Linked DNA regions of Homo sapiens: region 1 is linked to region 2. A link is a contact called in ENCODE Hi-C or POLR2A ChIA-PET data. All regions are on one chromosome and are shown on one strand. The core of a region is the stretch at or near the end of the contact, and the rest is flanking DNA. Distances in the headings are between cores, read along the strand shown. Region 1 overlaps TPST2 (tyrosylprotein sulfotransferase 2). Region 2 overlaps HPS4 (HPS4 biogenesis of lysosomal organelles complex 3 subunit 2).

Region 1 (6,204 bases), core at 2,151-4,650, 83 kb after region 2:
GGCTTGGGAGAGTCACTTCCCTCATCTTAGCCACAGTCTCTTCAGCTGCAAAATCAGGGTGGATCCACTGACCTCAGAGGCTGCTGTGAAAATATGAGAAGCAGCTGACAAACCAGAGATGGATCTCAGGCTGGGGTCACCGGCCTCTCTGTGCATTGGATAATTTCCCTCTCTTCAGAAAAACGTGCTGATGAAGTTCTGCTGAAGAGGTTGGGGCTTCATTTGTACCCTCGATTCAGGGTCTGTGATGGAGAAAGCTAATTCAGAGCTACTTCCTGCGGGGAGGCAGGCTGAACAGGACATGAAGCCATTCCGAAATCCCTGCAACGACCCTTTGTCTTCATCAGGTGCTCAGTGAAATTCTCCCCTGAGACCTGTGACCAGAATCCTGTCAGTTATTAGGATTTCAGTGACAGCATCCCCACCTTGGCTGATTTTTTTGTGTGTTTTTAGTAGAGATGGGGTTTCACCATGTTAGCCAGGCTGGTCTCGAACTCCTGACCTAAGGTGATCTGCCCGCCTCAGCCTCCCAAAGTGCTGGGATTACAGGTGTGAGCCACCGCACCCGGCCAGCTTCAGCATTTTATGTTCAGCAAAGGTGTTCGAAATTATGGAGCATAAACTCTGCTAAAGCATTTTCCCTGCAGTATCTAAGCTCAAAGAGATGAAGCAGCTTGCCCAAGGTTGCATGGCCAGGGCAGGAATCCTGGATCAGACCAGGCCAAGGCTGAAGAAAACAGCTCAAAGCAGGCAAGTCAGAAGTGAGCAGAAGACAGCAATGACCTGCACGATGGCTTAAGAAGAAAAAGCAGGGTGACTTGGGACACAGAAAGCAGCCTGGAACCCACAAAGCAGAAAGTAGCTTCCTGGTTACCCAGAGCTAGGGACCCCACTGTGGAAGGAGCTAGAGGGCCCAGCCCAGGGAACTAGGCCTGCCCAACACCCTCATCACCCTGCTGGACCCTGGCAAGGGAGGTATCCTGGCATCCTCGCAGTGAGGATGATAGGTGAGGGCTTCTAACTTGGAGTACTACACTCCAAGGTTCAAATCTCACTTCTGCTGCCACTTGCCAGCTGGTGATCTGGACAAAAGGTATCACTTCTCTGAGCTTCTACTTTCTTCTCCAAAAAAGGAATAATAATACCCTTTTCTCAAGGAAGCTATTCAGAAGGCCAAGGAACTCCTGTGGGGTACTGAGAAAGCATACCTAAAACACTAACATTAGGAGAACGGGACACAACAGCGTTTGGGTTCTGGCTTGAATCTGCTCCGTGACACTGGGCAAGTCCCCCGCCCACTTTGGGACTCAGCCTTCTCTCTCCTATCACCTGGAGAATCGTCTTCCTAATAGACAAGGAAGATGCTCATCTCTCTATGATGCTTGCTGGGATGCAGCTTTTTCTAGTACCAGATTTCCAACCTGCTGGCTGAACAGAAAGGTGAAAACCAGCCAGGGGAGTTTGCCCAGGCACCCAATCATGGAGGCTGGGGGCATGGAGGGGACTTTTGGAGGGCGGTCTCAGGAGGGGCCAGGACTCCAGGGGAAGTTCCTTCTAGGTGCACTTACCTCCCTTGGGCACTCTCATCTCTGGGCTCCAGCCCTTGTGCCTGTGTGCCAAGGCTGTCTGCTGGCAGAGCCCTGGAGAGGCAAAGGAGATATTGCATCAGGGATGGGCACTGTGGAGAGGGGCCAAGCCTTCAAAGAGGCAGAGTGAGGGTTTAGGCTCCCAAGAGCACTGGACAGTGACATTTGGGAGAAGGACTCTGGAATGCAGGGGAGGCTGCTTCAGCTCAAGATACCACAGCTGGAGTCTCAACTTATCTACTCCTACAGGGAATGAACTGGCTCACTTCTTAGGCAGAGAGGTGTGAGCTGAAGTCTGAGCTAAGGCGCCGCTGCCTTAGGGAGCCCCTGGTTTATGCCAACCAGGCCTCTCCCCTCCTCTTGGCCTAGGGACCTTGGACTCCAGGAAAAGTAAATATAACAATAAGCAACAACAACCACCACTACACACCACTATTGCCACCTGAGATGGCTGGGTATGGTTGATCAGGTTGTGGACTGCACAATTCCAAATGGTACCACAGGCCCAGCCTACAAGGAATATGCTGCTTCCTGGAATTGAACACAACATCCTACTGTCACCACCTAACACTGACCAAATGCTGACCACGCAAATACCTGTGTCATTTAAACCCCAATAAAAGGAAAGTGTGATGATCCCAATTTTACAGATGAGAAAGCATGACACCAAGAGGAAGAGCAACTTACCCAAGGAATGGATGGAAAGAGTTTCACCATCCAGATCTGTAAGACCTTCCTAACACTTAATCTCCCATGGTTACAGGAACGAGGCTGTGTCCACGATGAGTCCTGGCATGTAGCCAGAACCAGGCCAAAGTGGAATCAAGGGGATCCTTATAGCTTTAGGGCAGGGAGTATATATCTCCCAGTGCTGTGTCCTTACCATTTAGGGTAGGGAAGATTTTTAGTCCAATTCAAACCTTCCCCCATTTTACAGATGGGACAACTGAGGCCCACAAGGAAAAATCATTTTACAGACTCACATACTGAGTCTGAAGCTAAACCTCCCACCTGTCAGTCCTGTTTCAGGAGGTGGGTAGTTTGGAATGCAGCTCTGGAGTTGGCCAACTCCTTGAGTATACATATCACTCCTCTCAGACTTTTCCTATTCTGTAAACAGGAGATTTTAACCAGGGTAACAACACTTTAAAATGTCAGCTTTTTAAATCTCAGCCAGGCCTGGGGTGGTGGCTCACGCCTGTGATCCCAGCACTTTGGGAGGCAGAGGCAGGAGGATCACTTGAGCCCAGGAGTTAGAGACCAGCCTGGGCAATATGGGGAGACCCAGTCTCTACAAAAAATAAAAAGTTATCCAGGTGATGGTACCTGCCTATAGTCCCGGCTACTTGGGAGGCTTAGATGGGAGGATTGCTGAAGCCCAGGAGGTCGAGGCTGCAGCGAGCTGTGATTGCATCACTGCACTACAGTCTGGGCAACAGAGCAAGACCACGTCTCAAAAAAAAAAAAAAAGAAAAAAAAAACTCAGCTTTTATTATTTGTGCCATGATGGCAATAAACCGGCTGCAGGGTGTTGACTGCATTTCTTGGTCCTCCATTCCTTCCTATTCACTCACTCCTTTTCTCCATACCATTTTCCTATTCCTGAAATATCAGGCCAATTAGGACATCTAAACCCAGATGGAAAAGGGAACCAAGGTGTAACCACAGCAACTAGACCCCCCCACAGCAGGCCACCCCCAAACTATAGATACTCAAGCCCCGGCACTCCTGGGACATGGGCGGTCAATGATGTGAGGCCTGCTCTCTTGGAATAAACAAAACCAATTAGGAACCAGGCACTTGAAGCTCTTCCAGAGGCAGGATGGCTCGCCCAGCTGCCCTCAGACAGCTCTTGAAATGCCAGCGAGCCCAAGAGGCCTGCCAGCCAGGCAGCTCCCATGGCCCACGAGCCCAGCCATCCCCCTCCAGGGAACACAGGCCCTTTCAGAGCAATGGAACAGGGCTGTCAGGGCTGTCAGTCATTTGGAGCTGTGCATCCAACATGCAGCTACCAGCCACATGTAACTATTTGAACTCACCTTATGCAACATTAAATACAATTAAGAATCCAGCTTCTCATTTGCACTAGCCACACTGCAAGTGCCCAGAAGCCACATGTGACCAGTGGCTACTGTACTGGACAGTGCACATTTAGGATGGGGTAGGCCAATGATGGCCCAATCCAACCCAGGGCCTGTTTTCAAATCACTCTTGAACTAAGAATGATTTGTAAATTTTATCAAGGGAAGAGGGTGAAGGGAAGAGGAAGAGGAGAGAGAGGAGGAGGAGCAATGGCAATAGAAACCACATGAACACCACAAAATTGGAAACATTTACTATCTGGACATTTATAGAAATTTGCTGACCTCTGCACTAGAACATTCCCATCACTGCAGAGTGTTCTGCTGGGCAGTGCTGATTAGAGGGCAAATGAGAGGGAGAGGTAGGAGTCAAAGAGCTCTCCTTTTTTTCTTTTTTTGTTGAGATGGGGTCTCACTCTGTCCAGCCCAGGCTGGAGTGCAGTGGCATGATCTTCGTTCACTGCAGCCTTGACTTCCTCGAGCTCAAGCGATCCTCCCAGATCCTCCCATCTCAGCCTCCCAGGTATCCAGGACTACAGGTGCATGCCACCATGCCTGGCTAATATTTGTATTTTTGTGTAGAGATGGAGTCCCGCTATGTTGCCCAGGCTGGTCTCAAACTCCTGGACTCAAGCAATACTCTTGCCTGTGCCTCCCAAAGTGCTGGGATTTCAGGTGTGGGCCACTTCACCCAGCCCCTCCTTTTCTTGTAGGAGGAATATATTAAATACACAGCACCCCTGTGTATTTAACACCAAAGCAAGGGCTTTCCATGCCCTACCTGGTTTCATACTCACATCAGCCCAGTCAGGCAGGTGGTGGCATGTTCTCCATTTTAAGCTAAGAAAGGCCCACGTGGGTGCAGGGTGAGCACGACTCTACCACACAGCAAAATCGCCAACAAATAGAAACCACACTTAAGAAAAAAGACAAGAAGGAAATATGACTCAACTGCTACCAGTTAACCAAGCAGGGGGTGGTGCACGCCTGTAGTCCCAGCTACTCGGGAGGCCGAGGTTGGGGGATTGCTTGAGCCCAGGAGATCAAGGCTGCAGTGAACTATGATCGAGCCACTGTACTCCAGCTTGGATGACAGAATGAGACTGCCTCAAAACAAAGAAACAAAAAACATTGCTACCAGGGGTGGTACTCGGGTGGTAGGTGATATTTTTCTCCTAAAAACATAACTTGATGGTGTCATCTTATTGTCTTTCCATATGATAAAATAATAAAGTGACTAGTAATTTTTGAATTGTATGCCATACATGTTATGGGCCCAGACTGCTTGGGTTCAACATTCTGCTGCACCAGCTACTGGCTGAAGGACCTTGGCAAGTCACTTAGCCTCTCTGAGACTTGGTTTTCTCGTCTGTAAAATGGGGATGATAATACAGGTCAAGTAGCCCTAATCCAAAATTTCAAAATCTGAAATGCTCCAAAATCCAAAACTTGTTGAGTGCCAACATGATGCTCACAGAAAACGCTCATCGGATGTGGGGCATGGTGGTTTACACCTGTAATCCCAGCACTTTGGGAAGCCGAGGTGGGAGAATCACTTAAGCTTGGGAGTTCAAGACCAGCCTGGGCTGTTAATACAGCGAGACCCCATCTTGAAAGGAAAGGGAAGGGGAGGGGAGAGGGAGGGGGAAAGGAGGCGGGGGAGGGGAAGGGGGAGGACATGGCACCACCCGCCTGATTGGGCTGATGTGAGTATGAAACCAGGTAGGGCATGGGAAAGGAAAGGGGAAAGGTAAGGAAAGGAGAAAGAAAAGGAAAAAGAAAGAAAGAAGAAAGGAAGGAAGGAAAAAAGGAAGAAAAAGAAGAAAAGCAAGGAAGGAGAAAGAAAAAAGAGAAAGAGAGAAGAAAGAGAAAGAAAAAGGAAGGAAGGAAGCAAGCAAGCAAGCTCATCAGACATTTTGGAGTATGGATGCTGAACTGATTAGTATGATGCAAATATTCCAAACTCGGAAAAAATTCAAGCTAGGTGTGGTAGCTCATGCCTGTAATCCCAGCACTTTGAGGGCTGAGGCAGGAGGCTCGCTTGAGCCCAGGAGTTTGAGACCAGCCTGGGCAACAAAGTGAGACCCCATCACTACAAAAAAAAATTTTTTTTTAATTAGCCAGGTGTGGTGGTGCTTGCCTGTAGTCCCAGCTAATTGGGATGCTGAGGCAGGAGGATCACTTGAACCCCAGAGGTCAAGGCTAAAGTGAGCCATGATCATGCCACTGCACTCCAGCCTCGGTGTCAGAGGGAGCCCCTGCCTCAAAAGAAAAAAAAATCTGAAATCCAAAACCTTTCTAGTCCCAAGAATTTCAGATAAAGGGATACGCAGCCTGTAACACCTCCTAGAAGGGCACTTTGAAATGTGCCTAGCGCAAATGAGAAACTAGTCTTGCAGGAGTGCTGGGAGGTATAAATAAATTAGGGCATGTCGGAACAGCACCTGGCCCAGAGCAAGTGCTACCTGCCTGCTGGCTCTTGTTTTCAGCAAATCCTTGTATGGTGGAGATTTTTATCCCCATCTGAGAAGTGAAGA
Region 2 (7,029 bases), core at 4,510-7,009:
CGTCCCTAGTAATGGATGTAGCTCCATGATGGTGAGGACCTCAGGTTCCTTCACTGCTGGACCCCAAGCGTCTAAAGTAGGAAGGGAACCAGAAAGTCCATGGCACGTGACTGCACAACAGTGGATGATGGCGGCAATAGGAACCGACAAAGGAAGGCCTTAAGGAGAGTAACTAGAATGTTTTTCATCTACTTAGGAATAAGGCGCTGCCTGGGCCCCACAGGTGGTTCCCATGAGCAGGACCGTGGAGAGTAGGTTGGGGAGCGACTCAGGGAGGCTCACCTGACAGTCATTTCATAAAGCGCGGGCAGCTGGGCAAATTCGCTATGCATCAGGCTGACGGCCTGGAGGAAGCGGCGATCCTGCGGGGTGGCCACCTGCGGCAGGTTTGCTTCCAGAAGAGGACACAGAGTTGTGAAGAGCAGACAGTTACCTTCTGCCCTCCCACCCCATGAAGCCCAGTACTGAACACGGGGACTGAGCACGGCTCAAGGCCATGAGTTGGCTGCCCGGGGCAGAGACAAAGGCCCGGGGCATTGGGCTTCGGCTGCCGCCGCTGTGCGATGCAGCACCCGGTTTCTGCGTGTGGATCTCAACATTCTGAGACAAACCCTATCACAGATATGTGAACATGAACTTCTCTCAAAACACTGGGAAACGCCAAAAACAGACACATGAGCAGAGAAGCGTCTGCCCAGTGAACGCCACACTCAGTGGGACTGGGCTCCCGGTGAGAAGAGAGCCCTGAACGCAGGTCAGACAACTCTGTGCACAGCCGTGTCATCATGATGCTGGGGCTCAAGTTCTCATCTCCACCCATCTAGAATCTGGCATCCCCGTCGCCCCAGGCCCCTTGGCTGGTTCTTACCCATCAGCAAGCTCTGAATGCGGTCGTAATGTGTGAAGTTGTAGGTGCTGCTCGTGGAGGCTGCCTCATCCCTGGGCAGCGTCTCTTTCAGGTGGACTTCCAGCCCATTCAGTGAAGCCAGGCTGCTGTGGTACTGCAAAGGGGGAGAGGGTCATGGGCTTGTAGGGCTGACCTCAGCAAGCCTTCTGAGGGCTAGTTAACCACAGACTTAGTTAAAAAAAAAATCCTCCAGCCAGGCACGGTGGCTCACACCTGTAATCCCAGTGCTTTGTGAGACCGAGGCAGGAGGATCACTTAAGCCAGGAGTTTAAGGCTGCAGTGAGCCGAGACCGCACCACCACACTCCAGCCTGGGTGATAGAGTGAGACTCTGTCTCGAAAAAAAAAAAAAAAAATCATTCATGGAGTATCTTACTGCCTACTTGATCCAGCAAAATGGACTCTCACCAACATTTTTCTTTCACCCTTATGTTCTAATGTTTTTAAAAATAATGATTATATTGTAGGAGATTTAGAAAAGAGATGAGCAAAAAAATAACAAGAAAACAACCCATCATTTCACCATCCAGTAATAGCCACTGTCACCACTGTGGTGTATCTTATTTTAACCATGGCTTTCCTACCCAGGCTGCATGATTTCACAATACAAACAGCCTGGGACCATCCCGCATTGTTTCTCACTGGCCCTGGGTACAGAAGTCCCTCACTGGATGTAACACGGTAACTTCTCTCTGCTACACCTAGCACGGTCCTGGCTTTCTTGGAAGGACTGAGTGTCAGTCAAACAGCTTTCTGCACTTGATGGTTCAGAAGAGGAATACAGTTGAGGACGACTGTCAAGGAGATGGGTTCAAGTACCTGTATTTTTACAAACCTCCAAGGAGATAAAGTTTAAGTACAATTGAAAAGACTGGACTAAACTGTTTTGTGTAACTCTTTTTCTGTAAAATAAAAATGAGATCAAATCATAAATAATGACTGATAGTTTTTTAACCTAACAACACAGCATGAACTGCTTTTCTCGTCTTTAAATATTCTATCATATAATTCTTTAATGGCTGTGCAGTGTTCCTCAAGCTCCACTGAGGGCTTGACTCAGTAGGCCAGGCCTGTCATAATAGGCTTGGTCTGAAATGGGGTTTCCTGGGCCTGCTTCAGCCACAAGAAAGAAGGTCACTGTCCCCAAACATTTGCAGTTCCCAGGTAAAAAACATCCCAAGTTCAGCCTCTTTTTAGTCAAATGACCAGGAGCAAGTTACCAAGTTTTCTGTGCCTCATTTTTCTAGTCAACTGCAAAATGGGAACAGTACGGGACTATTGAGTGACTTAAATGAAATGACACATCCAAAAGTCCTTTGTAAACTCTAAAGTGCTATCCTGAGGCAGAGTCTTTTTATAAAGTCAAGGAAATGAAAATAATCATATAAAAGAAATGGTGTCTCTTTAGAGATCACAGATAATTTGTGGACTATTTTTCAACAGCTATGTAAGAAAAATAAGTGCATATAAAAAGTACAGAGATGCAAACAGAATGCTTCTGAAGTAAATGTCATGAAGCTTACATGTTATTTTGGGAGTATATTGGTGTTAAATCAGTTTTCCTGTATGAAAGTCTCAGAAATGATATTTCAAGTCAATAGGTGTGACATACAAAGTTATTTTCTATGCGCTCAGTTTTGTATCCTCAATGCTTAGTAGAGTGTCTGACTCCTAGTAGGTGCTCAATAAATGAATCCACTAAATGAATGAATAAATGAACACATCCAATGCCAAGCACTGCCAATTTATGAGCTATTTGGTTTAAACCAAGGTTGCAGAGCTATGTAAAAAGATATGTGCTCAGGAAAGACAATCATAATATCTCATGTTCAGATCACTGAGAGAGCCTGACCAACACTGCGTTTAACACTGAGCCTCTTATTTGAACAGATGTGTGTGTGTGCATGTGCCGACACGCACACGGGCACACATAAGCATTCACCTGATGAAGTCAAACCACAGCCTCACTGAAAGTTTTTGGACCTCAAGAACGTGCTAACAGTCATCCCTTCCATGCTGAGCTGGTGTCCAGAGGAAGAAACAATAAGAACAGAGAGTGAGCCATGCCAAAAACTGTTTCCCCACAGGCACGGAGCTTTGCTTCCAAAATCTTCTGCCTAACTTGCACTCAAGATAGGATCACTTAACCATAAAAACACAGTTAATCACAAGATGCTATGTCAGATGACATGTGGATAATTTTTACTGATAACCAAGTGCTTTCATACATACCAGGGGTCAGCAAACTCTAGCCTATAAACTAAATCCAGCCTGTTGCCTATCTTTGTACAGTCTGAGACCTAAGAATGGTTTTTATATTTTTTTACTTGGTTGGGGAAAAAAGTCAAAAGAATAATATTGTAACATGTGCAAATTATATGAAGTTCCAATTCCATGTCCATAAATAATTACTGGAATACAGTCATACCATTTATATACTGTCTATGGCTGTTTTTGTACTGCAACAGCAGAGCTGAAAAGCTGTGCAAAGCTGAAAATATTTGCTTTCTGGTCCTTTACATAAAATGTTTGCCAGCCACCGATATATACTGCTACATAATGTGATCCTCACAACAGCCCTAGGCAACACAGAGCTGAGGCTAATTCCCGGGTCCTCTGACTTCTAGTGCACACGAAAGCAAGTGGCACAAATGTCAGTGTGTGACACAGCGTGCAGCAGGAGCAATGCATGGAACACACATTCACTTAGAGATACCGGTTTCCCAGTTGGGGGAAGGTGTTTTTTCATAAAATGTTTTATGGCAACACTCTCACACTAACTTCAAGCCTCATGTACTGTACACAGAAGCTCCATGTCCTATTGTAGTGATAAATAATTAATCTGATCACTGTGTTTGAAGGTCAAGGAGATTATCTTGGGGTCTGAGTAATGGACTATCAGCGGCTCTATGCTGCCCCCTGGTGTGAGCCTATTCCACTCCCTCTGAGGGAATTCCAGCCCCAATCCCAACCCTCCTGGCTGCTCCACCCAGGGCTCCTTTCACCAATCCCAACCCCTGCTGCCCCTCACCCTACCCCTACTCCCTGTGGAAGCTGATCCACCCAAAGACAAGACAGCCAAATGACACAAGGGCAGCTTGGCAGTATGTAACATCATTAAGGAGCCCTTGCAAAAGGGGTGTGCTCACCGTAACTGGGGGTATTTGGTTTTTCTAGACAGTAGCAGAGGGGCTGCAGGGAAATCAGATAAAGTATTTTCAAGGCTAGTCTGGGACAAAAAGGCAATCAAACACCTCTTCCTGATTATAAAACAGAAATCCTTTGGGTCTGATTAACAAACCCACTCTCAAACCAGTGGGCTGATCAAAGTTAGTCACTCCATACTAGAAAAGATTAGCTTTTCAGGGATGGGTGCAATCATGCCTGTAATCCCAGCACTTTGGGAGGCCGAGGCGGGCAGATTACCTGAGGTCAGGAGTTCGAGACCAGCCTGACCAACATGGAGAAACCCCGTCTCTACTAAAAATACAAAATTAGCCGGGCCTGGTGGCACATGCCTGTAATCCCAGCTACTCAGGAGGTTGAGGTAGGAGAACCGCTTGAACCGGGGAGGCGGAGGTTGCAGTGAGCTCAGATCACACCATTGTACTCCAGCCTGGGCAACAAGAGCGGAACTCCATCTCAAAAAAAAAAAAAAAAAAGAAGAAAAGATTAGCTTTTTCTCTTCCATAAAACTGCAGTCTATTTCCCGGGGCCTAGCCAGCATCAAACCCTGCTTTCCACAGAAGCCCATGGAGGCTGATGTCGTAACAGCATGGATAGACCTTGACAAACCAGGGGATATGGCCATAGAGCACGAGCCACAGAAGGCAGGACACTGACCCCCTTTCTTCAGCTTCCCAGCTATCACTGCAAGGGCAGGGCAGTGGGGGGACAGAGAGGCTGGGGTGGGGAACCAGAAACAAGCAAGAATTCTGGACCTGCCACTTGCAGGAAGTCTTTTCATCTCAATGAGGCTGTTTTCTTACTGGTAAAATGGGAGTTACAATGCCTCCTTCCCAGAACTGTTCTAAGGCTTGGCTAAAACGAGAGATGCGAAGTATTTCACATATAGTTGGTGCAGAATACATCTCAAAGAGCAGCCTGGGCTATTTTTTCCTTTTTGTGGGGGAAGGTAAAAAGAGAGGTATTATATCCACTTTATTGCATTCAAACACTGGGCCCTTCAAAATGACACTTCCAAGGCTCGACACTGTGCAGAACAGACCATGAAAACCAAGGCATTGGCAGGGAGATGAGGCATTTAACACTGCAGCCACAACTCCCCGCACTGCTATAAGAAGGAGATGGATAGTCACTCCTAGCTATGGTGAATGGGGATACAGGAAGCAAATGAGCCATAACTCAGTGATCCAGCGTCTGTGGAAAGGGCACAGAGAAGCCTGACAGCTCCAGAGAGCATTCTCTTGCTAGGAGCTCTGTGCAAGGAAGCTGCTGTGCAGTCTTATCTCTTCTTCTGTATTTCAAGGTGACTAGCTCATTTATGGAGGGTCACAAGCCCTGCATGATAGTAAGATCAGCTTAGAATAATACACATTTAAGAATAAAAACAAGGAAAGCCCCAAGACACCATTTGCCCTGCAGCAATTTCAACCTGCTGTTCTTACTGCTACCACTTTCCCTGCCTACTAAAGCAAGGCTGTTACTATAGCAACGAATCTCCAGCGTGGGCCCCAGGGAAGGTCAGTTTACCACTCTAAGCCTCTAAGCGGGGAAGGGGCTGCAATAGTTTAAGAGCCCTCCAGAGCCAGGCAGGATTTCAGACATCCCAGCCTTCTAGGAAGGAGCTTCAGATCAGGTACGATGCTGGGGCTATGGAGGGAAACACTGGGTTTCTAGGGAACTCCCAACCCAGGCTGTGACACACTGCGGAGGAGTTTCCAGCTGACACAGAACCTAGAGCTGTCCAGGCTAGGAAATGAGGCCATGAGCAGGGGCGGCACAACACATGCACGTACGTGTGCAGTCTCTGCCTGCATTATCTCACTGCATCTGGAACAGGAAGGTCTACCACCATCCCTACGTGACTGAGGAGTTAGCCAAGGCTCAAGGGGACAAAGGTCTGTGGGCAAGTTCACACAGCTAGAGGACAAGGGCCAGGATTCCATCTCAGGCCTTCCCTTTCTCCAAGGCCTGCGCTCTGCAAAACTAGAAACAGCGGAAGAAGAGAACCAACACTTGTTGGATGCCAATGCACCACCAGTGCTATGCGCTTGACTCACTCTTACCCCCCACAAAAACCCACAGAGGCAGGTAATACCTCCATCGTCTAAACAAGAACGTCTTGCCCAGGGTCACACAACTGAGGGCTGAGCCTTTATCTCTTCCCTGGGTGTTGGCACAGTGCTGTGAGGGAAGCACAGGAGATCGGCAGAGGCCGCAGAGGGGCAGGAGAAGGTCTGAGGACACTCACCACTTCCTCTATGGCTGCGCTGTCTCCCAGCAGCGGCTCCTCAGCCAGCAGGGACAGCACCAGCCCTTTGACGCAGTGAGTGTAGAGATTCATCCTCACGAGCCCCATGCAGGACTCTGCTGGTGTCAGCCTGGAGCTGATTCCATCTGCAGAGGGGCCAGCACCCTGACAGTTTGCTGAGCCTGAACTGCATTCCAGACCAGGGGCTGCGTGGCTTTCACAGACCCCATCAACATCCTCATCCAGGCCTTGTTCCCCCGTGGGAAGCTTGTTTCCTCTCTGTCCTGGATCTAAGCGAGGCAATAACAAGGGCCTGCGGGTCCTTCTGGGGAGAGGGTCTGCTCTGGGAATGGGGGCTTGGCTGCTATGGCCAGGATGGTCTTCGAGCTGCTCTTGGGCTCCATGCTGGGTCAGCATCTCAGGAGCAGAGGGAGGGCGCAAGCTGCTGATGGCTGTGTCCTCAGGAGGCGTGGGTTCCAGGCTGCTGGAGGCGCTGAGAGATGCCTTGCAGTAAGGAGCCCTGCCATCTGGAACAGGCACATGTAGGAAGGCAAAATGACCTGAGGCCATTTCCACTTCCTGAGCCTCTGGAATGTGGATTTCAGACAAGTCGAGTTCTTCTTGGAGAAAGACTAGTTCCTTCCCCAGGGAGGAGCTGAGGCCAAGAACCTCACCCCTGGCAGAGTTGT

What was found. Hi-C counts contacts between places; a loop is a spot of excess contacts on that map. ChIA-PET counts read pairs that join two places held with the same protein, here RNA polymerase II (POLR2A).
Region 1: a map of breast epithelium shows a loop between it and region 2 (6-fold over the local background). The contact joins two enhancer-like sites. A Hi-C loop is called at or near these places in 1 of 168 maps with a recorded cell type or tissue (breast epithelium). POLR2A ChIA-PET finds 5 or more read pairs at or near these places in 3 of 52 experiments (H1, HEK293 and activated T-cell).

Annotation. Positions count from the first base shown.
Region 1 is chr22:26,543,036-26,549,239 of GRCh38, forward strand. It overlaps TPST2 (tyrosylprotein sulfotransferase 2), which reads right to left. Exons shown (of 7, transcript NM_003595.5): 2 at 1,569-1,640. Among named protein-coding and RNA genes, the nearest start is that of MIR548J, 9.2 kb to the right of the region's middle. Within about 2 kb of position 3,401, at least 8 of the 41 ENCODE cell types and tissues checked have a DNase peak (open chromatin) inside an H3K27ac peak, as active enhancers do.
Region 2 is chr22:26,457,577-26,464,605 of GRCh38, forward strand. It overlaps HPS4 (HPS4 biogenesis of lysosomal organelles complex 3 subunit 2), which reads right to left. Exons shown (of 14, transcript NM_022081.6): 11 at 6,341-7,029; 12 at 869-1,001; 13 at 283-391. Among named protein-coding and RNA genes, the nearest start is that of HPS4, 23 kb to the right of the region's middle. Within about 2 kb of position 5,760, at least 2 of the 41 ENCODE cell types and tissues checked have a DNase peak (open chromatin) inside an H3K27ac peak, as active enhancers do.